Regions from separate parts of the Homo sapiens genome. Here regions 2, 3, 4, 5 and 6 are each linked to region 1. A link is a contact called in ENCODE Hi-C or POLR2A ChIA-PET data. All regions are on one chromosome and are shown on one strand. Each heading gives the region's core, a stretch centred on a gene start or an enhancer-like site at or near the end of the contact. The rest is flanking DNA. Distances are from core to core; before and after follow the strand shown.

Evidence for each region. Hi-C counts contacts between places; a loop is a spot of excess contacts on that map. ChIA-PET counts read pairs that join two places held with the same protein, here RNA polymerase II (POLR2A). Pooled maps may share reads with other maps.
Region 2: a pooled map shows a loop between it and region 1 (7-fold over the local background). The contact joins the promoter of CDK14 here to the promoter of CYP51A1 in region 1. A Hi-C loop is called at or near these places in 1 of 37 single-sample maps with no recorded cell type and 6 of 50 pooled maps. POLR2A ChIA-PET finds 5 or more read pairs at or near these places in 1 of 52 experiments (activated T-cell).
Region 3: a map of CD8-positive, alpha-beta T cell shows a loop between it and region 1 (5-fold over the local background). The contact joins the promoter of HEPACAM2 here to the promoter of CYP51A1 in region 1. A Hi-C loop is called at or near these places in 4 of 168 maps with a recorded cell type or tissue (CD8-positive, alpha-beta T cell and naive thymus-derived CD4-positive, alpha-beta T cell), 1 of 37 single-sample maps with no recorded cell type and 16 of 50 pooled maps. POLR2A ChIA-PET finds 5 or more read pairs at or near these places in 1 of 52 experiments (activated CD8-positive, alpha-beta memory T cell).
Region 4: a loop to region 1 is called in a map of natural killer cell, with 12 times the contacts of the local background. The contact joins the promoter of GTPBP10 here to the promoter of CYP51A1 in region 1. A Hi-C loop is called at or near these places in 2 of 168 maps with a recorded cell type or tissue (naive thymus-derived CD4-positive, alpha-beta T cell and natural killer cell) and 11 of 50 pooled maps. POLR2A ChIA-PET finds 5 or more read pairs at or near these places in 1 of 52 experiments (OCI-LY7).
Region 5: a pooled map shows a loop between it and region 1 (6-fold over the local background). The contact joins the promoter of SAMD9L here to the promoter of CYP51A1 in region 1. A Hi-C loop is called at or near these places in 1 of 37 single-sample maps with no recorded cell type and 7 of 50 pooled maps. POLR2A ChIA-PET finds 5 or more read pairs at or near these places in 1 of 52 experiments (common myeloid progenitor, CD34-positive).
Region 6: a loop to region 1 is called in a pooled map, with 18 times the contacts of the local background. The contact joins the enhancer-like site here to the promoter of CYP51A1 in region 1. A Hi-C loop is called at or near these places in 10 of 50 pooled maps.

Annotation. Positions count from the first base shown.
Region 1 is chr7:92,131,909-92,136,492 of GRCh38, reverse strand. It overlaps CYP51A1 (cytochrome P450 family 51 subfamily A member 1), which reads left to right and starts at 2,016. Exons shown (of 10, transcript NM_000786.4): 1 at 2,016-2,320. The coding sequence starts at 2,129. CYP51A1-AS1 (CYP51A1 antisense RNA 1) reads right to left here and starts at 1,930. Exons shown (of 3, transcript NR_122110.1): 1 at 1,411-1,930. RefSeq lists enhancers at 1,028-1,854, 1,391-2,050, 2,421-2,470, 2,631-2,680, 1,855-2,681.
Region 2 is chr7:90,595,065-90,599,822 of GRCh38, reverse strand. CDK14 (cyclin dependent kinase 14) reads right to left here and starts at 3,502. Exons shown (of 15, transcript NM_001287135.2): 1 at 3,105-3,502. The coding sequence starts at 3,195. RefSeq lists silencers at 2,865-2,914, 2,975-3,174, 3,365-3,674, 3,695-3,894.
Region 3 is chr7:93,223,956-93,228,588 of GRCh38, reverse strand. It overlaps HEPACAM2 (HEPACAM family member 2), which reads left to right and starts at 2,120. Exons shown (of 10, transcript NM_001039372.4): 1 at 2,120-2,221. The coding sequence starts at 2,143.
Region 4 is chr7:90,345,263-90,349,993 of GRCh38, reverse strand. GTPBP10 (GTP binding protein 10) reads right to left here and starts at 3,278. Exons shown (of 10, transcript NM_033107.4): 1 at 3,220-3,278. The coding sequence starts at 3,252. All of the region lies in intron 1 of LOC107986715 (a long non-coding RNA gene), which reads left to right. RefSeq lists enhancers at 3,033-3,462, 3,673-3,812.
Region 5 is chr7:93,145,202-93,150,029 of GRCh38, reverse strand. SAMD9L (sterile alpha motif domain containing 9 like) reads left to right here and starts at 1,645. Exons shown (of 5, transcript NM_152703.5): 1 at 1,645-1,836; 2 at 2,884-3,147; 3 at 3,990-4,645. RefSeq lists an enhancer at 2,346-2,445.
Region 6 is chr7:91,082,557-91,086,768 of GRCh38, reverse strand. The region is part of intron 12 of CDK14 (cyclin dependent kinase 14); the gene reads right to left. Among named protein-coding and RNA genes, the nearest start is that of FZD1, 180 kb to the left of the region's middle. Within about 2 kb of position 2,360, at least 7 of the 41 ENCODE cell types and tissues checked have a DNase peak (open chromatin) inside an H3K27ac peak, as active enhancers do.

The sequences.
Region 1 (4,584 bases), core at 767-3,266:
GAGACAGAGTTTTGCTCTTGTTGCCCAGGCTGGAGTACAGTGACGCAATCTCGGCTCACTGCAACCTTTGCCTCCCAGGTTCAAGTGATTCTCCTGCCTCAGCCTCCCGAGTAGCTGGGATTAAAGGCGTCTGCCACCACGTCCGGCTAATATTTTGTATTTTTAGTAGAGACGAGGTTTCATCATGTTGGTGAGGCTGGTCTCGAACTCTTGACCTCAGGTGATCCTCCCGCCTCGGCCTCCCAAAGTGCAGGGATTACAGGCGTGAGCCACCGCGACTGGACGGAAGAAACGGTGAAACTTTTAAGGTGGTAGAATTATAGGATCTGATGACTGATTAGATGAAGCATGGAGAGGGCAACAGTGTGCACAGTGATGCCTTTTCTTCACAGGCATTATAGGAGGGACAGGTTGGTAGGAGGAGGCAACGGGTTTAGTTTTGGATTTACTGACCGGGGATGAGTGTTAGCTCTCTAGGTAGAGGTGTTCCGCAGGCAACTGGTGTTGCGGGACAAATCATAGACGGGAGAGACCGAGCAGAGTTCAGGAGAGCCTTTATTATTAAGGTGATCACCGGCTCAGTCGGACTAGGGTCCAGAAAGTCTGAGCCCCGAACAAAGGGATCAATCACCTTTTAAGCAGTTTGTGTTGGGAGTTACGTGTTGCATGAAGTGTACTTGCAGAAGCAAGAACAAAGGCAGTAAATTACTCTTACATTTGTTACACCATATGTCTTACGTCCTTGGGAATACATGCTTTTGTAACACTTGCTAATCAGTTTTGTGACTTTACAGCAGCGCTAGGGAGGGAAGCAAGAACTCGCTGTGCCTCAAGGAATGTGAAACGATGGAACACAGATAAGCCTCTCCACGCATAGGGGAGAAATAAGCAGTTAATATACTCTTAACCCAGGCCTTGGGTAGGGGAGGTGCTATATTACATTCTACCTCAAAGGAAAAGAATATACTTCTTGATTAGTATACTTATAAAATTCATTAATTTCCCTTTCACTGGATATTCCTACTAATTCCCCCAGGGCCTTGCAGTTTTGTCTCATTCGCTGCTCTATCCCCTAGCTTAGCACAAAACCTAGTTCTTAACATTGATTAAATAAATGAATCCGGTCAGGTGCTCCCGTGGGTGATCTGGAAGGAGTTAAATTTGGTAGTCATGGGAGACGCTTCTGTGAAGCCATAGGAGCGAAGATTGATTGTGGCGGCAGGACTGAACTCAGCTTCTGAATCTTTCTAGCCGCTAAACCTACAGACTAAGTGGCGTCCTTGGGGAATGCTGCCTCAAACGGCTCGCGACGTCCTAAAACATGTACATTTATTTTGGAAAATCTGTTTTCGTAAAACCTAGCATACTTAATCACCAACATTTGTTAACTTCATGGTGGCATATTAATACCTGTCAGGTTGATTTTAGTTGGAGTGGGACGGGGCTGACCTCACCGTCCTACCCTTCGGTATGAGGCCGGCGTCTTCACGACCTCGCTTTTCACAACCCCAGTCCCCGAGGGCTTATTTGGGGCTGTCGGAGTCCCCAAGACGTGGCCCCGGAGAAGGGTGAGGTGCCACAGTTCGAGGTGCCCCAGTACCCTGCGTCCGGACAGGGGGCGGTGCTCACGCCCAAGGCCCCGCTGACGCGATGTAGGCCGAGATCACCTCAGGCGCTCGCGGTGCAATCACAGAGCGCGCCGTCGCCGCTCGAGCTCGCCCTGAGATCCCTCCGCTCAGCGCCTTCAACGCCGTGTCCCGGCACCCCGCACCCGGGCACACAAAAAACGGGTCGCCCGCGATTCTCAGGGATTGATCGCCTCTTCAGGTAAGTTATCTTCCGGCCCCGTACCACTGTGCCACAGGCGCAGCCCGCTTCCTCAGGTGCCCTATCCCGCGCAAGAAGACCACGGCTTCACAGAGTGTTATTTAAGGGGCGTGGCCAGCGGAACATCCCGCCCCATTCTGTGACGCACGGGGTGGCGCGCGTGGGACCCGAGGGGTGGGGCTGGGTTTAGTAGGAGACCTGGGGCAAGGCCCCCTGTGGACGACCATCTGCCAGCTTCTCTCGTTCCGTCGATTGGGAGGAGCGGTGGCGACCTCGGCCTTCAGTGTTTCCGACGGAGTGAATGGCGGCGGCGGCTGGGATGCTGCTGCTGGGCTTGCTGCAGGCGGGTGGGTCGGTGCTGGGCCAGGCGATGGAGAAGGTGACAGGCGGCAACCTCTTGTCCATGCTGCTGATCGCCTGCGCCTTCACCCTCAGCCTGGTCTACCTGATCCGTCTGGCCGCCGGCCACCTGGTCCAGCTGCCCGCAGGGGTGGTACGTACATTCTTTAGGGTCTGAGTGGGGCGCGCGCCGCAGCTGAGGCGGCCGAAGGGCTGGCGTGGGCGGCTCCGTGGCCCCGACCGGCTCAGTGGATGGCAAGGGCGGGGGCGACTGCGGCCATGCTTGGCGTGGCTTTGGTGGCAGGCGCGCTGGGGGCTGGAGTAGTGGCTGCGGCGGCGGCACTGCTGCTGGTGGCGCTGGCTGTAGCACCCGCCATTGCCTTGTGTTGGGGGGCGGTGCTGGCCTCCCCGGCTGTGTATCTGATCCTAGACGGGGTCGTGGTTGCGGCATTTGTGGTTGTAGCGGTCTGTACTGACCGCAGCAGTGGTGCCCCTAGTGGCGGTGGCTGGATTGGCGGCTGTGGGTTTGAACGACCCGGTGGTCGTTGGGGCCCTTGGTGGGGGTCCTGACGGAGATGCTGTTGGCAGCTGGCCCGTCATCCTGGAGGCTGCCCTGTGTGGTTCAGTGTTCTGTGGGCTGTAGCAGTGCCCCTAATGGTGGTTTATACCCATATTAAGGAGGATGTGTAGAGTGTGGTAATGGTAGTGACTGGAGTGTGGTAAGGGCCTTCCTCTGATGCTAATAATGTAACAGTTTCTCGGCCGGGAGCAGTGGCTCACGCCTGTAATCCCAGCACTTCGGGAGGCCGAAGCGGGCGGATCACCTGAGGTCAGGAGTTCCAGACCAGCCTGAACAACATGGAGAAACCCCATCTCTACTAAAATACAACAAAACAAAACAAAAATTAGCTGGATGTGGTGGCACACGCCTGTAGTCCCAGCTGCTTGGGAAGCTGAGGCCCGAGAATCACTTGAACCTAGGAGGCGGAGGTTGCAGTAAACCGAGATTGCGCCACTGGACTCCAGTCTGGGCGACAGAATGAGACTCCGTCTCAAAAAAAAAAAAAATCATTTTCTTCAATTTAACAGCCTTATTAACCTAGCTTTCAATCTCCCAAATGTTATTTGATTGTGCCTTTTACAGTCAGCAATAAGTAGCTTTTGAAAACTACCCTTTTACTGACAATGCAATGTACAAACTTTTGACCAAGTAGCTTTTAAAATAATTTTTGTTTGAACCATACCAGGCATAAGAAAGAGTTATTTATTTATTTATTTTTTTCCTACACATGGGATCTTTAAGGAAATGATATTTGTCTCTGGGAAGACAAAGTTACTTTTAGTGTTTAAAGATAGTTCTATTAGCTGAGGTGTACTGTGAGGTTGTGGTGCTCCTTTCTATTTGAGACCACCAGAGAATTGAGGAGTATTACCCTTTTTCATTATTTTGTTTGATTTTCAGGATACTTAATGTTGTAATCTGCAGGTCTCATTTTGTGGCATCTAAAGAAACTTTTATGAAGAATGCTAGAGTTCTTGCTAGAGCTGATCTACTCTCTTAAAAACTCTAAAATCAGTGGCTCTAGTTCACTTGCAGTGAGAGAAGCATGAGATTGATTGTTTACTGAGAAGTAAATATAGCTTCTTAAACATTTCCCTTCTTTCTATACTACAAGTTACTGCTTGTCTTTTTCTATACCTTCTTTAAGCAAGTATCTGGGACTAAAATTGTGAGTAGTAGTAGTAGTAAGTAGTGAAGAAACAATATAGTGGGCCCTCTGGGGACACGAATTCCACATTTGGGAATTCAGCCAAGTGTAGATCTAAAATACCCAGGGGAAAAAAACCCAATACAAAATAACACAACAATAAAAAATAATACAAATAAAAAAACACAGTTTAATAACAGTTTATATAGCCTTTACATTGTATTGGGTATTGTAAGTAATATAGAAATGGTTTAAGGTATATGAGAGGATGTGCATAGGTTATACGCAAATACTTTGCCATTTTATATAAGGGACTTGAGGATCCCTGGATACAAATCTGTGAGGGGGTCCTGGGACCAGTTCTCCACAAATGCCAAGGGACAAGTGTAGTTTGACCTTTTTGGTTTTTTGCTACTAATGGTTAGAAAAGTTGCCTGGAGACACCAATAATAATTGGACATATTCTGGACAGTGTCCATCATTTAAATTTACAGTGCCTTAGTGTTTATCTGGTCGTTTATCTTATACCGTGTTTTGAGTTTCTGTTCTTTTCTACAATAGCTACTCTCTTGAGGTATTTGCAATTTGGCTGTTCTCAAGTTACTTCTGATGCTTCCTTTTTTTTTGGTAACTTTTTTTTGAAGTCTTAATAGCTATTTTGTTTAATTGTTTGGTCATGAAACGAAACTGGGTTTCTCTCTTGAAATGA
Region 2 (4,758 bases), core at 2,253-4,752, 1.5 Mb after region 1:
TAATAGTATTGTACATTTCACCATACAACAAGCTACACTTTTGGATAATACTAAAGCAGCAAAATAAAGTCAGCATGTCTATTTCAAAAGCTTAGATTGGTTAAAGAGAATGAATATGTTGCAGTGTGGATTATTCAACAAGAATAAACCATTCACTCTTCGATCTCCTCATGAAGTACCAATGAAGAAAGGAGGATGATGGGGTATAAACAGAAATTGCAAGGAACAATGACAGCCTATGGTATTGACCTTCACCTTGTGATAGATACTGCACTAGATTTTTCAGGTGTTTTATCCGATTTAGTCTTCACATATATTCACCGTATATGAATATTTACAGATGAGGACTCTGGGCTTTAGGGTAATTCCACCGGCTGCAAAATTCCACTGGCACAGAGCAAGCAGCGAAAACCCAGTTCAAATCCAGGCCTGCCTAACTCCGTTTTAAGGCTGGCTACACTACAAAGTCAATGGCCACTTCCCTCTTCTCTTGCTTTCTATCTATAAGATCAGTTATGTCAGTATGATGGAATTCCTAATAATAACAAAAACAATGATAACATATCTTGAACGTTTACTGAGTCTTTATTTAATGTGCCACACAAGACATGGTATGCATTATTTCACTAAAAGCCAACAACGAAACTGAGTTGTACATGAAAAACTGAAGCTCAGAGAAGTTGAGAGACCTTGGCTGGGCATGGCAACATGGGAAACAGTCTGTGTGACACACAGCCCACATTCTTAACTCATGCACTATATAATCCCACAGTAAGCCCTCAACTCAACAACCTCTAGCGCCTTAAAAATCCTTAGATAGGCCGGGCGCGGTGGCTCTCGCCTGTAATCCCAGCACTTTGGGAGGCCGAGGCGGGCGGATCACGAGGTCAGGAGATCGAGACCATCCCGGCTAAAACGGTGAAACCCCGTCTCTACTAAAAATACAAAAAATTAGCCAGGCGTAGTGGCGGGCGCCTGTAGTCCCAGCTACTTGGGAGGCTGAGGCAGGAGAATGGCGTGAACCCGGGAGGCGGAGCTTGCAGTGAGCCGAGATCCCGCCACTGCACTCCAGCCTGGGCGACAGAGCGAGACTCCGTCTCAAAAAAAAAAAAAAAAAATCCTTAGATAATCAGAATGAGTTCACTGGTTTTAATTTTGCAAATACAATATAAAACATCAAGAAAATAAGAAGATACAGATTTTGTTTCTGTAATGCTACTTTGAATGTCGTTGGCTTGGTATACAACTATAATCACTTCAATATCTCCTATTACAATACTCCATAATGAGATCTACGATTCAGAATCATATTTTCCATCAATACAAGAAATAATCAGCTGTGCTCACTGCACTGCATTCTGTGTCCTAAAGGGAGGATATAAAATCCACCAGCTCTTAGAAGACATTTTAACAAGAGTTGGATTCAAAAGGAGTTTCACATCACTAAATCTCAGTAAGCTAGAAAATCCAATTAACTATAATACCCCCATTTGCCAGCACTGTACTTAATCCAAATTTTACTGATTGTCGATCAAAACCTTGAAATTATTTAAATATAAGGAACTTTTAGATTAATGTCCTTGGTTTCTTACTGAGACTCAATTGCAATGAATTATTTAACACAAAACTGGAGGGGCTCCAGCAGAATCATTAGCATTAGTAAATATATAGTTAATGTGTTTTAGAACACGGCTTAATGGACTCCAGAACCCGCCTCTGCGACGGTTTGGGTCAGGGTTGAAACATCCTCGTTAATAATGCACACGACTCAACATTTCCCTCTCTCACACTCTTCTTGGCTTCAAACTTCATCTTAATGCAGGGACTCTCCACATGTATCCCTAATTCTGAAGAGTGAAATTAATATCCAATACATGCAATAAATAAAACTAAAGATTGGTTTCATACCATAACTTTACAGTCATCTGGGGAAAGATTTTGCATACCAACACAAAATTTTAAGTCGAAAGACAAAAAAAAAAAAAAAAACTTGGCTAAATTTCGATCCATTGTACTCTCTCACTTGAAGAAAGTTTGCATATCTTACAATGAATGGGTGGAAGGATATCTGTAACACTCATGTGCATCCCAGGGTTTTATTTTAAGGAATTAAGTACCTTTATGTTTAATTTCCATTAACACTTTCGTTAACATGGATGACATTTAAAACAAGTGAAACAAAGACTAGGCAGCTTCCTAGGGACTCGCAGGGGTTATCTTTTGTGTCTATAGCATTCTCTTGCTCAGGGCAGTTACATGTTATTAGTGAAAGTTGTGACAGTAGGGGAGGCAGCTAACTCTTCAGGTTAAAAGGGGTTTTCTATGCCCAGTACTCAAAATCTAACAAACCCATTCCACGTGATACTGCTGTCACCCTATTACAACCTGTGACATGCATTTATTCGTCACTGTCCTAAACACTGTTGGTCAGTTGGTTTGTTGTTTGGTTTAAAGACAACAGCCCCTGAGCTCTATTAAATGGAACAAGTTCGAGAGACATTCCTAAATGTCCAGACAACTCCACAGCGCGCATTTCTCTCCAGCAGCGGGAAGATTCAGAGACCTCGAGACTGAACACCCAAATCTCGCTTTCCAGGACCCGAAGTACCGAACAATAGGTCCCAAGGTAACTGTCCCACTTCCCTTTAGGTTGGATACGTTAAACAATACCAGGGCACAGTCTAACGTTTCACCAATTTCCAAAGCTAAATTACTGACTAAACGCCCAATATCCAAGCCTGTGCGCAAAAAATAACAAGTGGCCCAAGCAGCCGCGCAGCCCCTTGCGCGGTGGGGGCCGAGGGGTCCCCTCGCCCGTCCCCCACGCGCGCGAAAGGGCGAGCACTAGTGGCGGAGGAGGGGAGAACCCATATTGTAGGCTTGAGAGAATCTACAAATGAACCCCCAGATCCTGAGGAAGAGGGGTCTCTTTCCTTTACGTCCTTGCCCTCCCCCGGGTCCCTAGCACTGTGCCCTCGATCCCCGCCTACAACGCACCCCACGCCAGCCCCGCTGGCAGCTGCATGGCTGGTGCCAGGAACGCGGCGGGGGCGCAGGCCGAGGGGAGCGGGCGCTGGGGGGGCCGGGGGCAGCGCGCTACTCACCAATGCGACTGAAACTCTCCGACAAAGTTCTCCGCAACTTCTTCATCTTGCCGATCTTCTCGGCCGGCTGCGGCTCAATGAGGTCACACATCTGGGCGACGCGGAGCCCCGACAACTTCCCCAAACTGGTCCAGGCACAGCTCAGACAACGGCGAGGGCGCGCGCCGCGGGGAAAGCGGCGCCTCCTCCTCCACCACCTCCTCGGCGGGCCGGGAAGCGACGCGCAGGTCTAGGGAGGCGAGCAGCAGGCAGGCGGAGGACGGCAGGCTCCGCTCCGGCCTGGGCCGCAGCTGGGCGGGCGGGGGCGGTTTACGTGGTGCCGGGGGCGGCCGCGCTCGCCGCCGCCGTGGTGGCCCCGCGCCGCGCCGCCGCCGCCCGGCTCATTTTCCCTCCTTTGTAACGGAGAGAAGCGCGGCCGGCAGGGGGAGTGGTGCGGCCGAAGGAGGAGGCGGGGCGGGCCGGGTACAAGGTGCGGGAGTCGCCTGGCGCCGAGTGCGCGGGGCGAGGGCGAGTGGGCCGGCGGGAGAAGTTCTCAGCCCAGAGTTGCGGGCGCAGCGCAGAAGGAGCCGCGGCGCGGAACCGCCAGCCTGACAGCTCCTGCTGCCCTCCTGCTGCCGCCGCCACGCCCCTCCCTCGACGAAGGCCCCTGGGCGCGGGATCCTAGCACGACCTCGGCTCCCCGCTCGCCTCCCGCGTCCTCCGCGGCCCTCTGTGTCTGGCTCGCGCCCCGGCGGCGCCCCCTCCCGGCCGCGCCCCTCCCGGCCGCCCCCGCGCTCCTCCCCCGCCCCGCCCGCGCGCGGGAGGATCACGAAGGGACCGGGGTGGGAGCGGGCAGCGTCTGGGGACAGCGTGTTGGGCTGTGGGGAGGTTACCGAAAGGAAACGGGCCGAGTCCAGTTGTTTGAGCGGTTTTCTCCTTCCACGAGCGTGTGTGAAAAAGCGCGGAGTTCGGTGGAGGGCAGCTGCCAGGACTGCCTCCTGGACTGGGTGCGGTAAGGCCTTAGGGATGCATTCAGATGTAGGGTGCCTTATTTTGGGCCGAGAAAGCTGTCAAGTGAAAGATCCAAGGGGAAAGGTGGGCCTGGATTTTTTTGTTGTTGTTTGCGGTGGGTTTTTTGTTTGTTTTGAGGTCAAGTGCAGAAGCAGCGGAAGCTTCAACTGTAACCCTCCAGAAGGCAGGGATCATGCTGTTTCCCTCATCCTTGTCTCTGATCTTGGTGACACATGTAGGTGATTTCTGATAGGAATACCCAGTTCTGCAGTAAATAGCAGACACAGCCCTTGGTCTTTTTCTATTAAATTCTTAGAATATATTTCTGAATTGGGAGATTTAAAGGCTAAACAGATTCCGACCTCCTTTTCCCCCACCTCAAAAACAGAACTTTAAAAAGGAGTGGGGGAGGTGTTTATAAAATCCCAGGACAAACAGTTCCAGCAGCGAACACACATCGTCTTCATTCTGAAAAAACCTGGTGCGGCGTGAGTTCCAAACGTCAGTCTCCCAGGGGAGAGAGAAGGAAGGTGGGGGAGGGCTTGATTGTGTTGATCTGAGGCCAGCAAACTCCTTATGAATAGAAACGTTAGTAATCTTGAGTCATTTGGCTGTGTAAGTAATAAGAGCTTGTGAGGGTGTGACAATGCTGTTTGGCTTGTAG
Region 3 (4,633 bases), core at 871-3,370, 1.1 Mb before region 1:
CTTATAATTATAAAACCTTCAAACTATTTTTAAGAATCATGTAAAAATTAACAATTGTTGAAGTTAAGCTTGAGCACTCTTTTTCTCACTTCCTGTGTAAACATGTTGAAATCAGAAGTTACTCCAGCAGGTAAGAGTTTATATCTACAGTTTACCACTAGAGGGCGCTTTGTCATGATTATCCCAGTAGCCCTTTCCCTAGATGTGCCGTATTATATTTCAATATGTGCCATGAAATAAAAAGATTACAAGTAAGATTCATATGGCATTTATTTTTTAATGTAGCATCTACTATCACCTTATGTCATGAAACAGGGAATATTTTCAAATACAACAAAGAAAATCTCAGAATAAAAAACTCCTTTATATTGAGTATATTTAACACTAGGGAAAAACACAGTACATTGTCTTTATTTCTCTTTTTGCCAGGGACCCAACAAACTTCATTATAATCCAGCACTAGATTGAAAAACACTGAAAACAGCTAATTTGATAACGGCAATTGGAGATTAATATCAATCTAAAAGATGTTGGGGGAACCTATGTGATATCTGTAGAACTTCCATATTACTTTCCAAATTGTATTTTGTGCAATCCAATATTAAAATTTATTTGTATTTCTTACGCATCAACTGAGAATCGTAAGACGGGCCAAGGAGCACTTAGAGTTTTGTTTTCTGGAGAAACAACTTAACAAAAATACCAGTTAAGCATTATGCTACGTGCCCAACATCCATGAATGAATAAGATTATTCTCTGTATTCGAGAGCTCAGAGGGAAAATAAACATCCAATAAAATAAAGATTAAGGAGATAAGTGCTGCAATAGATGTGTGTACCAGATTTAGAGACAGTGCAGAGAAAGTTGTGGCATTGTTATTATTTTGCAGGGAGGTGGGGGAAGCATGAGGAGCTCTTGCCATTTTTCTGAAGCATGGAGGGATCTGAAAGTGACTGATCTCTGAAGAGGACTTCGTTTTCCCAATAGTCACTTACTTTCTTTGCTTATAGAAGTCCTTCTAGAAGAGTTCAGAGCCCTAATGCAAAGAGTGTTTCCAAACTTGGATTCCAAAGTTACTATCATTCCTTTTTTACTTTAATTATGCTTGAGGTATAGTCTTCCTTCCCCTCTTATCATTGAACTTCTTCAGTGGGCCTTTACTGTTAAAACTGATGCATGCAAGGAATTTTCCTTGATTTGATGATTTGATGCAGATTTGGATATATCCTTAACATTTTATATAACAAGGCTAGAACCAGAGCCTTCTTGCAAATAGGGGTTAACTAATAACTTAGTAAATTAAGCGGACATGCTTAGACTATCTGCTGCCATGACAATGGAGAGACCAGGTTGAAAACCTGTAACCTGGACACTGCAGTAGAGGTAAGATCTTTTCTAGATCATTGGTTCACTTCCTCTATGCATCAGCTGTGAAAATGTGGCCTCAGATACTATCTCCTGGCATGCACTTTTCATTATAATTATGCATGGTCCATGCCTCAGTCCCAGTTGGAAACACACCTGTGATTTGCTTTTAAAAATAAGATGAATTCAAAGATTAAATGAAATCAGTCATTGTAATAGGAAACACTGCATAGAAAAAATACGTTTTAAATATATTCTGGATCTCTCTTTTGATTCATTGGTAGAATTTTTACATGTTAGTGACTTCATGAAGATTTATAACTGTTTAGCAGATACATGAGCTACTTCAATTTTCATATAATTTTTTTTAATTTTAAAATAATAATGGCATAGTTCTGCATGATAGAAAACCAGCTTTTGTTTTTAAGGAAATCTCACAATATTCTTTCATTATGAAAACATGCCATTTTTCAGTAAAGTCACGCAAAAGGATGTTTTCCTTCATGTGATTTTTTAATAACTAAGTATAATTTATGAAATATATAGACAATTACTGGTAGTTGCTAAGAAACTCTTCTGAAAGCCATAAGCCTGTATTCTTGCTAAGCACATAACAGGTGTTCCCACTCCCTGTGTCCTTTGTATACACATTCATTCTGTATTCAAATCACAGAAGCAAGAGGCAAGATAGGGTCTGTTACCTCACTGCTAATTTCCCTAGCAAATAAACCAGCAGCTGCTGGTCCAAGTTACCACTGAGAACAGGGCACTGCATGCATGGGACAGGATGCTTTCATGGAGCCCTTCGGTGACACACTTGGGGTCTTTCAGTGCAAAATATACCTCCTTCTCTTCGGTAAGGCCCTGTGTGAATTGTGTTTTAGCTGTTTGTTAGGTTTTTTTTTTTTAATTGTGGACATAAGGTAAATATTTGCTTTAGGCTGTAGATGCATTCAGATAATTGAAGAGCAGGTCAGAACCTTTTAACAATAACACACTGTTACAGCAAAGAAGCAGGAACATTTAAGAGAAATGAGTTTCAATAAATAGATTGTTATTGTTTTCTTGGAACAACAATTATTGTCATAGCACTCATTAAGATAATTCAGATATTTTTAAAAGATAATGAATTTCTTCTTTTAGAGTTTACATATAGGTTCAATAGTCTTTAATGCATTTATTTCAGCAAATATTCTAATAGGCCATGAAATTGTGACCACTTAGAGTGAAACTACAAATAATTTACGAAAATTGTTTTCTTTTTAATTAAAGATATTGTTGCAAACTGTTTACTGCTTCGTTTTAAGTTATCTGTCTCATCTTATGAAATATGGAAGAAAGGTAAGATTCCAAACTAACAAAAAAATTTCCTACACAAAAGGGAGAACGTATTTGAAAAGATTGTTACTCCAAAATGCCTTTAGCTTTTCTCTTTGCCCAATGGCTAGTCCTATTAAGAATTTTTTTCTACCTTAATATTTTCCCTCATTCTCCTCTTTATCTTTTGAGTTTAAAGGAGTCTCTTTCCAGCATTCCAACTGCTGTCTGTCAACATTATTTTCACCAGATGTTCTCATTTCCATTCTTCCTATTTATCAGTTTTAAAAGTCAAATCAATTTCTTGTTTTGTTTATATTCAACAGATAGGAGTTCAATTAAGGCTACATTTTTTAAAAATTAAGAACAGCTTAGCAAAATAAGCAATTTAACTTTTAGGCTTCTTCAGCTATTTAGAGCTTTACTTTCACTCCTATATTTTGTTAAAGTTTGCATTGTAAATGTTATTATTCAAATTCATACCTACTGTTGTACCTATCTCACACATTTGAAATGTACAGTTTGTAAATTTTTTTAAGTCTTTGAGTTTCCCAGAGTTGTGATTGTTCCAGTTATCACAGTATTTATGTTATCAAATTTAAGCCTATAATAGATTTTTGTTTTCTAAAATTTTTTGAAAAAGTAAATAATTATTATAACTGTCACTACCTTTGTGCATTTGTCTTCCTTTTGAAAGTATCCTGGGTCATCATCCCACTTATTTTTATATTTAAAACAGTAGGACTACTATCATTTTATAAGTGTTGTTTTTGAAACTGGCGTTAAGAAGAACTTAGAGACAATTTAGTTAAGGAATTCAACTAAAATAAAACAAATGTACATTAGGAAAATAGCATGTTCATAAATAGCTAAAGCAGTTTTTATACCTTAAGACCTTCTCTCTTCTGCAAATTTGCTTTTCTCCATAGGCAGTGTGTTGTAAAGACCACAGATGACTTGGCAATCTTTGCTTTTAGGAATATTGAAGTTTTGTTTGCTTCTTCTTTTTAAAAAATTTTTAAAAATTTGAAGCCTAAAATGTACAGTTTGTACAGTTTATTCAAAACACATCATAATTTCTATTTTCTCTAAAGATGCAAGATTTTATTTTCAGTCAACAATACTTGTGTTATGCTTGTTAATACCACACATGATAACAGGGAAGTAAATGCCAGCTATTTTGAGCTACAGCAGAGGTCACTTTGTGAAATCTGATGTTTATATTCAATACAATGAAACCGGTCTAGGGAGTCCTTTGTTGCTGGAATATAGATAAATTCTACAGTAGGACTTCAAGTGTACCTTAACACTGGATACTTTTTTATAGTGCTATTGTCATACAATGTAAGAGGGTCTGTAAAGGAGGGATCATTGCTGCAATTTTGTATGTCAGATTATGATTAGTATTATAAATGTTTCTCCAGATTTGTGTAATGCCTTATATGCAAAAAGTCAAGATTTTTTTAACAGAACTATAATTTATAAGAGTTTTTGTTTGTTATACTCAGAAAGTAATAGTGAATATAATAATAAAATCGAATTTAAATTTCCGTTTAAGTCCAAATATTTGGACTACTAAAAATAAATTTAAATTTCATCAATTTTTATATTATTTATTATTTTTGTTTTTGTATTTTTTCAAATAGAGACAGAGGTCTCGCTGTGTTGCCCAAGCTGGTCTTAAACTCCTGGGCTCAAGCAATCTGCCACCTCAGTCCCCTAAAGTGCCTGGGATTACAGGCATTAGCCACCACAACCAACCTTTTTATATTATTTATTTTCTTGAAGTTTATCTGTTCATGCAGAGGATGATTTTCTAAAATCAATAGGTTTAGTCCTTTGGGTTTTCTCATACAACTAGAAAAGAGCACTTGAAAATTTCTCAAAATGAAGCTAAGTTTTCTCACATTAGTAAACTACTGTGTTTGACAGCATGAATTCATCACATCTG
Region 4 (4,731 bases), core at 2,029-4,528, 1.8 Mb after region 1:
TATACCTATGTAACAAACCTGCACGCTGTGTACATGTACCCTAGAACTTAAAGTATAATTTAAAAAAAAAAAAGAAGAAATAGGTTTGGCTTTGGCTTTAGAAATATCAAGATAACAGGTGAAGCAGGTTCTGCCAACTAAGAGGCAGCAGATGAGTTCCCAGATGCCATTAAGAAAATCACTGAGACGAAAGAATATCTCCCAAATCAGGTTGTTAATGCTGATGAAAGTACCCTATTCTGGAAAACATGCTACAAAAGACATTAGTAAGGAAGAGAAGGGAGCACCAGGATTTAAGCCAGGAAGGGATAGGCTAACCCTACTGTATTGTGCAAATGCAGTTGTGTTTGTAATCAGGACTGTCCTTATCTATAAAGCTGCTAACCCCTCAATCTTGAAAGGGAAAGATAAACATCAGCTGCCAGTCTTTGTTGGATAAGAAGGCCTAGAGAACAAAAACCTTTTCTCTGGATTGGTTCCATGGATGCTTTCTCCCTGAAGTCAGGAAGTACCTTCCCAATACGAGACTGACTTGTAAAGTTCCTCTGCTAATGGACAGTGCCCCACCTCCCCGCTACCCAGAACCCCATGAGTTCAACATCAAAGGCACTGAAGTGGTGTCCTTGCCCCCAAACACAATGTCTGTAAATCAGCCTCTAGATCACGGGGTCGCAAGGACCTTTAAGGCTCATTAAACATGATTTTCTACGAAAAGGATTGTCAACCATGGAAAAGAACACTAATAGAGAAAACTTCAGGAAAATCTGAAGTTTACATAATTGAAGATGCCATTATTATTGAAAAAGCCATGAAAGCCATAAGCCCCAAACAGTAAGTTCGTGCTGGAGAAAACTTTGTCCAGGTGTTGTGTTGTGTTATAATTTCACAGGATTTACAAAAGAGCCAATCAAGGAAATCATGAAAGAGGCTGTGAATATGCCAAAAACGGCGGGAAAGTGGGTAAAGGACTTCAAGATATGGATCTTGAAGAAACTCAAGAGCTAACAGCCACCAAACCAGAGGAATTAACAGAAGACAGCTTGATGAGTGCTTCAGATCCAGTGCCAGATAACAAGGAAGAAAACACAGAATAAACTACCAGAAAAACGAACATTAGATAATCTGGCAGAAGAGCTCCTATTGTTCAGGACTGCTTTTGACTTCTTTTATGACATGGACCCTTCTGTGAAGAGGCACTGAAACCAAAGCAAATGGTGGAAGAGGTATTGGTACCCTATAGAAACATTTTTTTGGGGGAAAGAGAAAAGCAAAAGCATGACAGAAATTATGATGTACTTCCATAAAGTTACACATAGTGTGTCTGCCTCTCTTGCCTCCCCTTCCACCTCCTCCACCCCCACCCCTTCTGCCTCTGCCACCCAAGAGAGCAAGACCAACTCCTCCTCTTCCTCCTCAGTCTATTCAACATGAAGACTATAAGGATGAAGACCTTTACAATTCACTTCCATTTAATGAACAGTAAATATATTTTCCCTTCTTTCTGACTTTCTTAGTAACTGTTTCTTTTCTCTAGCTTAATTTAAGAATACAGTATATACTATATATATATTTTATATGTGTCAACTGACGGCTTATGTTATCAGTGAGGCTTCCAGCCAACAGATTATTAGTAGTTGTTTTGTGGGGGGAGTTGAAAGTTACATGAAGATTTTCAGCTGTGGCGGGGGCATCTCTAACCCCCATGTTCTTGAAGGGTCAACTGTATATCCAAAGCTACTAAAATACCCTTCTGGTATCTTTTATTTTCTTTTTTTTGAAACAGGGTCTGGTTCTGGTGCCTGGGCTCGAGTGCCGTGGCACTATCATAGCACTATCATTGCTGCAGCCTCAAACTCCTGGGCTCAAGCAATTCTCCCACTTCAGCCTCCCAAATGGCTGGGACTACAGGCACCACACCACCCCGACTGTTTTAAAGATGGGGTCTTGCTATGTTGCCCAGACTGGTCTTGAACTCCTGGCCTTAAGGGATCCTCCCACCTCAGCCTCCCAAGTAGCAAGAACAATAGGCTCACCTACCATGCCTAGTTCCTTCCTGTATCCTTTTCACTTGCTCAACCCTTCCTCTCTTCCTCTTTGCTCTGTACTACATGAAATACCGCCATTTCTACATGCCATTCTGCTCATGCTTTTCCTCTACTTAGAATGTCATTTGTTTTTCCTATCATAAATCCACCTAAACGTCATATTTTCTAACGTCTTTCCAAATTCCTCTAATCAATTCTCTGACTTTGCTGGCTCTCCCAGCAATTTGATTATATCTCTATTATTACACCTTTATAAATCTCACGCTGCATTTAGTGTTTACCTGTTTCCTTCACTAAATCAAGAACTTCTTGTAGGTAAAGGACTTACGTATTAACCTCTTAGGCTATTAAAATCAAAATAACTTAAGGAGTAATTTCTTAAATTCATAATCCACATCTCTAGTCATTTAGGATAGCTATTATAAAAAACAAATGGGATTTTTTTTTCAAGAAAGTTGAAATATTGACCATTCTGATATACTCGAGGAGAGTTTCTACAGTTCCATTAAATATGTAACACTTTTTTCCTGCTCTAGATTAATCAGATTCAGGGGTTTAGGAGCCTTACTTAAAAGGAGTATTTTACTCTGGTCGTTAGAAATAAAGTAATGGCCAAATATGACGCAGGCAACGTTTCAAAAAGCATTACTGATAGGATAAGATTTAAAAAATAAAAATTCAAAGCAGTTGTAAATTTTTACGGAAACGATTCTTAAGACCGACACCACACAAAAATCGACCTAAATGTTCTGCAGGAAGGCACATCAATTACACGCTTTCGTGTCTTCATAAAAATCCATTAGAAAAACCTTAAACAGCGCACTCAAGGAGAAATATATAAAAACAGGCTGTGGACATTAAAGGAAAAAAAACCACCACAACATTTGGGCCACAGCAGGCAGGTATCCCAGTTCCTCATACCACGTGCACACTATGTCTCTAAAGAACTTCAAACCCTGCCCCTGCCCCCAAACAACCGTCCAAACCACGCCAGGTACACACACCACTGTCACCGCTTACTGACAAAGCGCCACTACAGGAGGGGCGGAGAAGTCTATGGGAAAACCAAGCAAGGAAAAGGCCGCCACGAAGACAGTAGTGGAGAGACAGGGGAGCAAAGAAGAACCAGAGCTGTCAGCGCTAAGGGGACCAGGCTGAGGGGACCCGCACGGACCTTTCTGAACAACACGCAACTGCAATGCACCATGGCTGCAACAGGCCAGGAAACCTTCTTGCGGAAGCGGCACAAGCCGCAGTACAGCGCGGCCTTTTTACGTCATCCCCTGCCGCCGACGCGATTTCTCCTCCGCCCACACCTGCGGACTGGCGCATGCGTTGTGTGATGCTCTCGGGCGCCACCAGCCCCATGCGCTGTGCTTTGCACCCCACGGGTGGGGAGAGAAGGCGTTTTATCTATTAAAACACAGAGATAATCTCGAGAAGCCGTGGGACAAAGGACAGTAGGGCGTAGGTTGCGTGTCTCAGGAATTAACATTTTGAATGGAATGGAACTGAAGACTCAGCAGCCTTGGAGCAGCTTTTATGCTAATTGAGGAAACTAAGAATCTTCACCCTCAGCGTGAAAAAACCTCCAACGGACCATAAAACCAAACGTGTAAAAGACACAGAAACTCAACTGGGAAAAAAGAACCCCCAAAAGCCGTTAGTTCAGTGACGAGCTGAGTAGTCTCCAGCCAAAGCTTCCAGGAGACCATGAATTTAAAACTAGCGGCCGCACAAAGTTTTATTGAAAATAATGTCAGGATCTGAGATCTGTAAGAGGACTCTCCTGTGCAGTAAGAGAAAGAAGCTTGTTTACAACTGTCAGAAAGTAGCTTCTTGGAGTCGGGAAGACGGGTTTTTATCCGTCATTTGAAGCGTGCCTTTGTGAGAATTAAGACACGATGTGAAAAATCCCTCTCTCTCTTGATTACTTTTCAGGACCAGAAGAGAGTAGCTCTCCCCAACCCCTCATGCAGCGAAAAAATGTATGCAGCTGAAGTAAACGGCCCTGCACAGCGTTGCCAGCCGTATAACTCTTAACAACCCAAACTAATAAATCCTAGAAACCTTTCATACTTTGATACGATATGGCTCTGTGTCGCCACCCAAATCTCATCTTCATTTGTAATCCCCATTGTGGAAGTAGGGAAGTGATTGGATCATGCAGGGCTGTTTCTCTCCTGCCGCTCTCCTGATAGGGAGTTCCCACAAGAGCTGACGGTTTTATAAGTGTTTGGAAGTTCCTCCTTCTTTCTTCTCTCTCCTGCTTGCCATGTGAAGAAGGTGCTTGTTTCCGCTTCCCCTTTTGCCATGATTATAAGTTTTCTAAGGCCTCCCCAGCCATGTAGAACTGTGAATCAATTAAGCCTCTTTCCTTTATAAATTACCCAGTCTGCGCAGTTCTTTATGGCACTGTGAAAACTGACTAATACCTCAATGTGACAGTGTCTTCTACTCCTCACTTAGGACAGTGATTATTTGGAAAGACATGATGTGAAAACCCCGTCTTGATTACTTTGCTGCTACTGGACCTTCTGCTTACAACCACCAATCAGAAAAGCTGTAGTTGTCATTTAACCTGCAGTAGTTGTATTTTCCCTCTGTGGATTACTTTAATGTTGAATATTAACACCAGCAACAGATGTTGATTACTATCAGTGTTCCTACCTCTCATTAATATGAA
Region 5 (4,828 bases), core at 396-2,895, 1.0 Mb before region 1:
AATTTTAAAGACGGAGCCGTCAATGCTTTTTGTTCCCAATGTTTCAAGAGCAGACACATGGAAATCAGGAGGCACATAGGAAAAGAGTAAGTTAAAATCCCTAAGACCATTTAGATAAAGTCTCCCGAAAATGACAGTGAAACACAGACAGCAACCAAGAAATTGATTTATGCAGCAAGGAGGACAAGGCAGATTAATACAAAGTGCATAGCCTGCAGTGCCAAACCCTTTTTTAGCAGAGAGGGACTTTACTGAGAGGGCCCTCTAACCCCCTAAATCTTAGAAGGAACTCTAAACCTTTTAAGTTGGTCCTCTAATCCGAGGTCAGTCAAGCATCTTTGCCTTTTATTAACAGGGGTCTCTAATTCACCCTGTCTTCGGAGAGACTCTAATTCCCCTAAGTTGGGCCTCTAACCCAATCCCATTCTTTACCCGGGTACCCCACCACTTACCCAAAGTCATCCAATCAGTGCTATAGTCCATTTCCTTTGGGTTGGTGGGGAGGTTCTTCAGTATCGGTCCCTCATGGTTGCCAGAAATGTTACAGGACCAGGGTTCCAATCCAGACCCCTAGAGAGGGTTCTTGGAGCTCATGCAAGAAAGAATTCAGGGCGAGTCCACAGTGCAAAGTAAAAGCAAGTTTATTAAGAAAGTACAGTGGTAAAAGGACAGCTACTCCACAGACAGAGTAGGACGTTCCCGAAAGTAAGAGGAGGAACACATCCACCCTAGGTACAATGCTTGTATATATGGAGAGATGTGTTTTGCTACAAGGGTTTCTGATAAAGAATTAATTTTCTTAATTAGTGTATTTTGCAAGAATCAATATTATTTTCTTTAAAGCAAAATTAAGAATGCCTCTGTTCTCCAGATATTGGGATATCTGGACACTCCCAAGTCACGGTCTGCTTAGTAAATATTATTAATTTGCTCCCTTAATCATAAACATCTAGAGGCTAGGAATGCCTACCTTTCTGAGAAGGCAGCCCAGCAAGTCTCAGCCTCATTTTCGTAGCCCTCATTCAAAATGGAGTCACTCTGGTTCGAATGTCTCTGACATTATCAGGGTTGGTTTCTTCTGATGTCTCTCTCCTTGGCTTGTAGATGGCCATCTTTTCTTTGTGTCTTCACATGGTCTTCCCTCTGTATGTGTCTGTGTCCCAATCTCGTCTTCTTACAAGGACACAGTCAGATTCAATTACAGACACTCTAATGACCTCATTTTAACTTAATTATCTCCTGAAAGACCTTATCTCCAAATACAGTTACATTTGGAGGGAGTGAGGATTAGGACTTTAACATATGAATGTTTGGGGGACACAATTCAACCAGTAACAGGAACTTAGATTGCACTGACATATTAATTTTCTCCCTGGTATTTCCATTCTCTTTGTCCTGTAGGTAGTTTTTTGGGTCACTGGGTTTTTTTGTTTGTTTGTTTGTTGTTTCCTTATTCCTTAACTCTTATAACTTAAAAATCTGCCTGGTAAACAGTTTCTAAGCAGTGATTCAAATTTATTGATATTTTTGGTAATGTTATTGATTAAAAAACATTTCAGATCCTTCTAAACTCAAGAAAAAAGAATGTTCTAAAGCAAAACTGAAACTGTCTATACTTCAACTTCCTCCTGCTTCTCAACTGGCACTCTGACACACCCTCAGAAAGTCAGAGTACTGGGAGAACAGAAGACTTCACAATTTAATGCCTCAGTTTTTAAAAAAGGATCCTTACACTTCATGTCTCCTAGCCATCAGAAGAGGAATGAGACAGCAAAAGTTCAAATGGCCTGTTTCAAGTTTCTGATATAAAACGATGACATTTTCAGGAAAATCCTGGTAAGTAAACTGAATCATTAAACCTTTATTTGTTATGCTTTTGAGGCGACAGCTATTTTTTAAAACTTCAGCTGTACTTTTTATATAAATATATGTTTGTACATAAACGATTACTTATAAAAATACTAGAGTAATTAGAAAAATCAATGGATTAAATACATGTCAGTATATTTAACTGATAATAACTTTGTAAGTGCTCTTCTAAAAAGAAACATACCATTAAGTGTAATTAGGATAGTGGGAGGGTTTCTGATTGTGGCAGGCAGGCTTTGGAAAAGAGGATAGAGAAACGATGCAAACAGGGTCAGGAATTTAAGCACTGAAGATTCTAAAGGAACGTGTGATCTTGTGTAATTACACAAAATTCTGTCTTCATAACGTAAGATGTTATTAAAACTTTTACATTTTATCAAAGTTAATACTCTGCAGAGGCTAAATATTATTCTATTAAAGTATTTCATTCACATACATCTTATCCAGCAATCTGGTTGAAAACTAAGAAAAAAAATGCAAAGTGTTCTTCAGGAAAACGAAACTAACTTGCTTGTGTGGCTTCTGTCTGCCAGACTATGCAAGGAGGGTGTGGGTAGCTCTCCTGGGCTACAGCCAGATTCTGAAGTGTGTTTCCCCTACATCAGTTCTAAGAATCCTGCAGAGCAGAACACCTCCCTAGGGCATGGATATCAGCGGTGTTGCTGAGGGTCTCTCAAAGATGGGGTGGGCTTGTCCCTGAGAGTTTGCTGACTTGGAAATTCTTGCTGAGCATCAAAGAGAGAAAACTGAAGTGTTGAGGATGCCAACCTGCAACTCCTTTGTCAATAACCAACGTTGCTAAAGATAATATTTGTCTTCACAATTGTTTCAAAACAGGACACTGAGGGCCCCTAGAAAGCCAAGACTTAAGTCAAGGCAATCACAAAATTTGTCCACACTAATCATGGTCATTTTGATTGTTACTTAGTTCCAACAGCATACATCCAGATGCTCTTAAAATTGTACTGGCTAAAACGAAAGAAAAAATCTGGAGTCTGTTTTTTCCATCTTTAGCATTTCCAGAGAGAGACTGGCTGGTTAAATTTCTGAAAGAGGACACCAGCTAAAAGAAGGTATTGCATCTCACCCGAGCAGACTGTGTCTGTGGAAAGTGTAAGCCCCTTGCCAGAAGAGCAGCTTCCCAGCAAAGGCAGAGGGTGAAAACAGCAAAGGTCTTAAGACACTGGGGACCTAGAGTCAAAAGGGACCTCCTCCAGGGAAAACGCTGTGTGAGAAATGGCCTCATTCGGTGACTGTGAGTGACACAGCAGAAAGTTGGTAAGGTGTAGTCTGTAACTAGGGTATCTACAAAAACTGCAGGAGAAAATATATTCATTTGTTTTGCTTTCCTTTTGAAAAAAAAACTTCCTTTTCATTATTTGTGACCAGATGATAGAAGCTGGAGTTCATTCTGGCCTAACGGGTAGCACAGTAAAGAGATTTCCCCAGATTTCTACCTGGAGTTCCAGCCAAGCGAAATAATTTCCCTAGGAAAATGAGGAAGTCCTTTGACCCACAGACACTGGTAGCTCAAGGCCTTTCAAATATTCATTACTTTTAACTACTCTAAGAAAATGTGTTACTCATTTAACAGATTTTTGTTAAGAAGCTATTATGTGCTAGGCAATGCCAGATAATGAACAAAATGTAAAGAAATTTGTCCTTATGGAGTGCATAGAATAATGGGTTGGACAGAAAATAAATAGGTTAAAATATATAAAATATTTGCTGCTTGTAAGTCCTAAGTAGATAAAAAATGAAGCCAGAAGAGGGATAGGAAATGTTGGGAGGTGGGATAAAGTTTTCAGTAGGCTGGCCAAACAGTGCCTTGCTGAGAAGGTGACATTTGACAAAAGATCTCAACAAAGTGAAAGAGTGAGCCCTGCTGGTATCCAGGGACATTCCAGGAAGGGAAAACAAGTGTAGTGGCTGGAAACAGGGGCAGGTGCTTCCTTCAGGAAGCAACGAGGAGGTCAGGGGACTGGGCCAGATTTAGAGGGAAAAATAAAAGACCTAATATCAGAGGATTAGCAGGGTACCAGATTGTGTGAGGCCTTGTCAGATGGAAAGCCACAGACAGGGTTGGACACAACATTGATATGATGTTTACATTTTAACAGGGTCATTCCGGCTGCTTTTTTGAGAAGTCCCTGAAGAGATCAATAACAGCAAGAGGGAACCTGGCAAGGAAGCTATTCCTATAATCCAGGAAAGAGATGAGGAAGGCTTGGACCAGGTGGTAGTGGTGTCAGGTAGTCAAATGCTGGGTATATTTTGAAGATACACCCCATAGGATTTGCTCCACATTGAATGTGGAATGCTGGAAGAGAGATAAAGTGTACCTGTCACATACTTTTTGAGTTTTATTTATTTTCTTAGAAGTAAGTACACAAAGAGATGCTACCTAGGAGAAGGGTATTCTTTTCACTATTCTTTCAAATTTTCTGTATGTTCAAACATTTTCATAGTAGAAAGTTGGGGGGAAAATCTGTTTCATAAACATTTCCTCAGCAGCAGTCCAGTCTATTGCATTTTAATTGGTTGTGATATCATTGTTTTATGCAATACGTTCTCAACAAGTATATCCTCCGGCAAACTGAACAAGGACCAAGTCTGTTCTGCCTACAGCTCTGCTTCCTCATAGCTGCTTTCCAGAACGTGACTCTTGCAAATTATCAAGAAAGGGGAACTAATCTAAGGGATCCAGATCAAACAGCCTCATGAAGACTTATTTTATGTTTCTAATATAAAGATAGAAGTTTTCAGAAAAGCCCTGGTAAGTTTCTAATCATTAAAGTCTTGTTTAATCAACTCTCTTTAAAAGCTATCTTTAAAAACTAATTATAAAAAGTAAAACAGAACTTTGAAAATGAACATACTTGCAAGTGTGCATAAGCTATTTCTTATGAAACCATTTTAAAAGGAATGAGAAATATCACTATTTTTATATGAGAATCAA
Region 6 (4,212 bases), core at 1,111-3,610, 1.1 Mb after region 1:
AAAAATGACTGCATTTCTGTTCATGCTTCACTTTGTAAAATGTGGTAGTTTTCAATGTCCTAAAACTTAAGAATTAAGATATATACACACACACACACACACACACACCCACAGGGGCCCAGTGAGGAAGACCTGGATCAGCTCTTTATTTGGAAGGCTTATTTAGAAAATGGAGCCCCTCTCAATAGCATCTCATATGTGATGAACAGGAAGCTGAGCCTTTACGGTGTTTTCTGAGTAGAGTTAGGGGAGATCAAGGAGATCGGGAACAACAGCAGAGAGGTGAATTCTTAAGGGAGTTCAAAAAGGGTAGAGAGCTGTGTGTCTAACCCCTAACAGTTCCCAACAGAAAAGAGAGAGAGACAACACAAGAAGGAGAAAGGAATAGAGACACTTGCAACAGGCTGCGCCCCTCAGGAGGGAACAGCGTGGCTTCTGGAGGGGAGGAGGCAGGGAAAGGAATGTCTGCTTGATGTTCTTTGATATTTCCACTATTCCCCCTGCAGATTTATTATGCTTATTGGGTACTCCAGAGCTATTATACTCAGGGTGTTTACAAATAAAAGATAGGGGTGAGAAGCAAAAATAAAAAGCAAGATCTCTGGACACTTGAGTGCAAAATGCAATGACTCTTTAGTGTAGTGTTTCCAAAGCAGCAGACATCCACATTTGTATTACACTGACGAGCATTTAAATGATCTAGAATTGTGTCACCCAATATGGCAGCAACCAACCACATGTGGCCCTTAACTCTTGTTAATTACATTTAAATATAGTAAAAAAATTCAGTTCCTAAATCACAGTAGTCACATTTTAAGTGCCCTGGAACCACAGAGGCCTAATGGCTACTGCATTTGTCAGCACAGACCTAGAAATGTCGGGCCAAACTTTCAGTTACCTCAGAGGCCAGCGGCCTTCTTGAGCATAATCTCTTTTTCCTCTGTGCTAGAGATAAAAACTGATTTCTTCCTTATACATAATTTTAAAGATACCAGTTGTGAACCAGGCAACTTGAAGTCAGAAGCCTATGCCTGTTACCTGATGGGTCAGAGACCAGGCAAAATAGACGGTGTCTGACCTGGCTAGGACTGGATTTGCTCCCCTGTGCTCTGCTTCACTCCATGACTCCGGATTGAATGGGAAACTCTAGTACCCACTTCTGATAAGCAAAATGGCCCCCAAAGATGTCCACCTGTTAACCCCTGAAGCTGGTGAACAGGTAACTTTTCACAGCAAAAGGGACTGTACAGAGAGAGTAACCTGGATTAACCAGGTGGGCCCAATCTAATTACATGAACCTTCAGAAGCAGAGAACTTTCTCCTGCTGGAGGCAGAGGAAATGGGGCAGACAGGAAGTCAGAGAGATCAGAAGCTTGTTTGATGGAGAAGGTGGCTATGTGATGAAGCATGCAGGAGGCGTTGAGCGGGTGGAGACAGCGAGCAAGGAAGTGAGACCTCAGCCATACCCCCCAAGGAACTGAATTCTGCCAACAACCTGCATGAGCATGGGAGTAAATTCTCCCCGAAAGCCTCTAGATAAAACCCCAAGTTGGTCAACATCTTGATTTTGGCCTTGTGAGACCCAGAGAAAAGAAATCAGCTCAGCTCTTCCAGACTTCTGCCTGACAGTACTGTAAGGTAACATGTTTGTACTATTCTACACCAATAAATGTGTGGTAATTTGTTATGGCAGTCGCAGAATACAAACACCCATGGCATATTTGGGAGAACAGAGGAACTCCTACAGTTTATGCTTCTAGAATCTGTTTGGAGAAGACTTCGAGAAAGCCTAATTCCATCTCCTCCTTTCAGGGAAATGAGCAGCCCAGCTGCCTCTAGAAGCTCTGTGCCACTTCAGAAGTAGGGTTGGGTTTTATTCCTTAATGAGCTGGATGGCAGGAGGAAGGTATTAGCCGCATCGTAAGCGTGCACTTTTGGATGAGGAGTCCAACACGTAATCTGAAAGGATGAAAAGCAATGGCTGTTGCCAACTCCCAAGCCTGGCACATACTGCCAATTAGTAAGAGAGAAGATGGGTATTTTCTGTCTATCAGAAGGGGATCAAAAAACGCGTGTCCAACAGATAACAAATAGCATGGGGCCTGCCCTTGGCCATCACCAGGGGTTATTAATGACACTGAATTCTTTGCTACAAAAAAAGAGACATGGATAAGAAATCTGGCAATGACACAAAATGACAGGGCTTAACCTCTTGGGGGCAGTGGGAGCTGTGTGGAAGAGGTGACAAACCTCACTGGTAGGGTGTGAGTGGGTAGCAGGCAGGCCTGTCATCTCTGGCACTTAGACTGTCACAAAGCCAGCCTTTTTCCCATGGTGCATTACCCAGCAGTGGGCAGGAGAGGCCCAAGTTGGTGGTGTGGGCAGTCAGCCAGCTGCAAACACTGTTTTCCCCAGGACAGAGGAAGTCAGGCTTCTGTTCTGTCCCAGCTCTCCTGGCTGCATGAAATCTAGATGGGGAATGACATCAGGTCCCAGAAGAGATATCCCCACCCATGGCTGCGGCGAGAACAAAATAAAATTAGATATTGATAAGCTCCCATGAATATGGGGTTTTAAAATGGATAATATTCCCTTCATAAGATTCACTGGAGTACATATATTCCTAGTTGTTATTTTCAATTGTGCTGATCATTTGATCTCATAAGCCTGTTTTTAATTTTAGGCTATACAATCAAGATGATAATATCTGCCCTACCTCAAAAGACTGCCATAAGCATATGTGGGGATGTGACAATGTACATTGCAAAAGGCTAACTGTTAGTTCCATCACAACTATATCTGTGGAGATGAGTTGCATGTCAGGCCTTTGACTATGTCCGTTTCATATGCTTTCACATTTATGCTGTTGCCACTGCTAGTGATCAGGGCTAGGCCTTTGGCAAATTTACCATCTTCCACTCAGATAGTTTTCTCTTTGTCCTCCTGGCACCTGCTTGCAACCTGAATCTTTGGACAGATCTTTATTGTCTTTTCCAAGGCTCTCTAGGACTCCCACCAGGGCCTGGAAAGCATCTCCTATTTTAGGTCCTCCTCTTTTTCCTTTCAAGAATCCTATCTGCAATTTCCTAGAAGAGCTGCTTTCTATTAGATGGCAAGGGGTTTAGGGGGTTTTGATAAACATCATATCCACATAATGCTTTTAGTAACTGAACTAATGATTCATTCTTATGAAAACAAATGTCTCCAGAAATTGCTATGAACTGCAACTTCCAAGCAAGCAGGTGAGCCTTTGGGGGCCTCCAAACAATACTATGTATGGCAGTGCAGGGTCAGGACAAGAGACCTGCTTGGATTGGACTGTCTGCATATTGAAAACAGTACATTTTCAAGGGTATGGCATGTGGTGAAGAACTACACCTCATGCAGTGTTCTAATGCTGAACTCAAATCCATAGAGCTGGGCAGTGGACAGCTGCAGCTCACCCTTTGAGTTATAAGACTGGAATTCCAAAAGGTCTGCTTTAGTGTCTGCTTTAGAGTTTATCCATCCAATAAACCCATCCCTCAAACATTTAATAGTGATGTATAGAATAATTTCTTTGAAAATATTACAAGAAGAAGTCTCCAGGCACTAAATAAATTAAAATTGTTACTTTGAAGTAAATAGAATTATAACAAAAATGATCAACAATGAAAAAAAAAAGTGAAAGTGGGGAAAGATGATTTAAGAACTCACTCAACTCAACTGCTCCTCCTAGTGAAATAACAGTGTTCTTACCTTCCTCTCACATTTTTAAACAGGGAAAGACATTTACAACTCTAGCTTACTTTGCAATATATTATTATGTTAGAAAATTTTAGATCGACTTAGAACATTAGGGAGAATGGAAAACAGGGTCTTTCAGTTTGTTGCGAATTCTCTGACTTAAATCTTAATGGTACACATCAGCTATAATGACAAGAAAAATACAATAGAGCACCACCAACATAAATACAGAGTGAAAGTTACGTTATTCCTCCGAATATTATTTTAAATACATTATGTTTTATGCATATGTAACTCAACTATCTAGCAAGTCACCTTTAAAATATGTCTTGGAAGTTAAACATCAAGTCAGATAAAATACTCAAGGAAAGTTCAAGAACACAAAGTTAGGAAACATTTCTAAATCTTTTAAATTCAGGTTGGAGACTCTGCTGGTACATTCAATTGTAGCAGGTAAGATTTTTCTTCTCTATTTTTGTGTTTCCA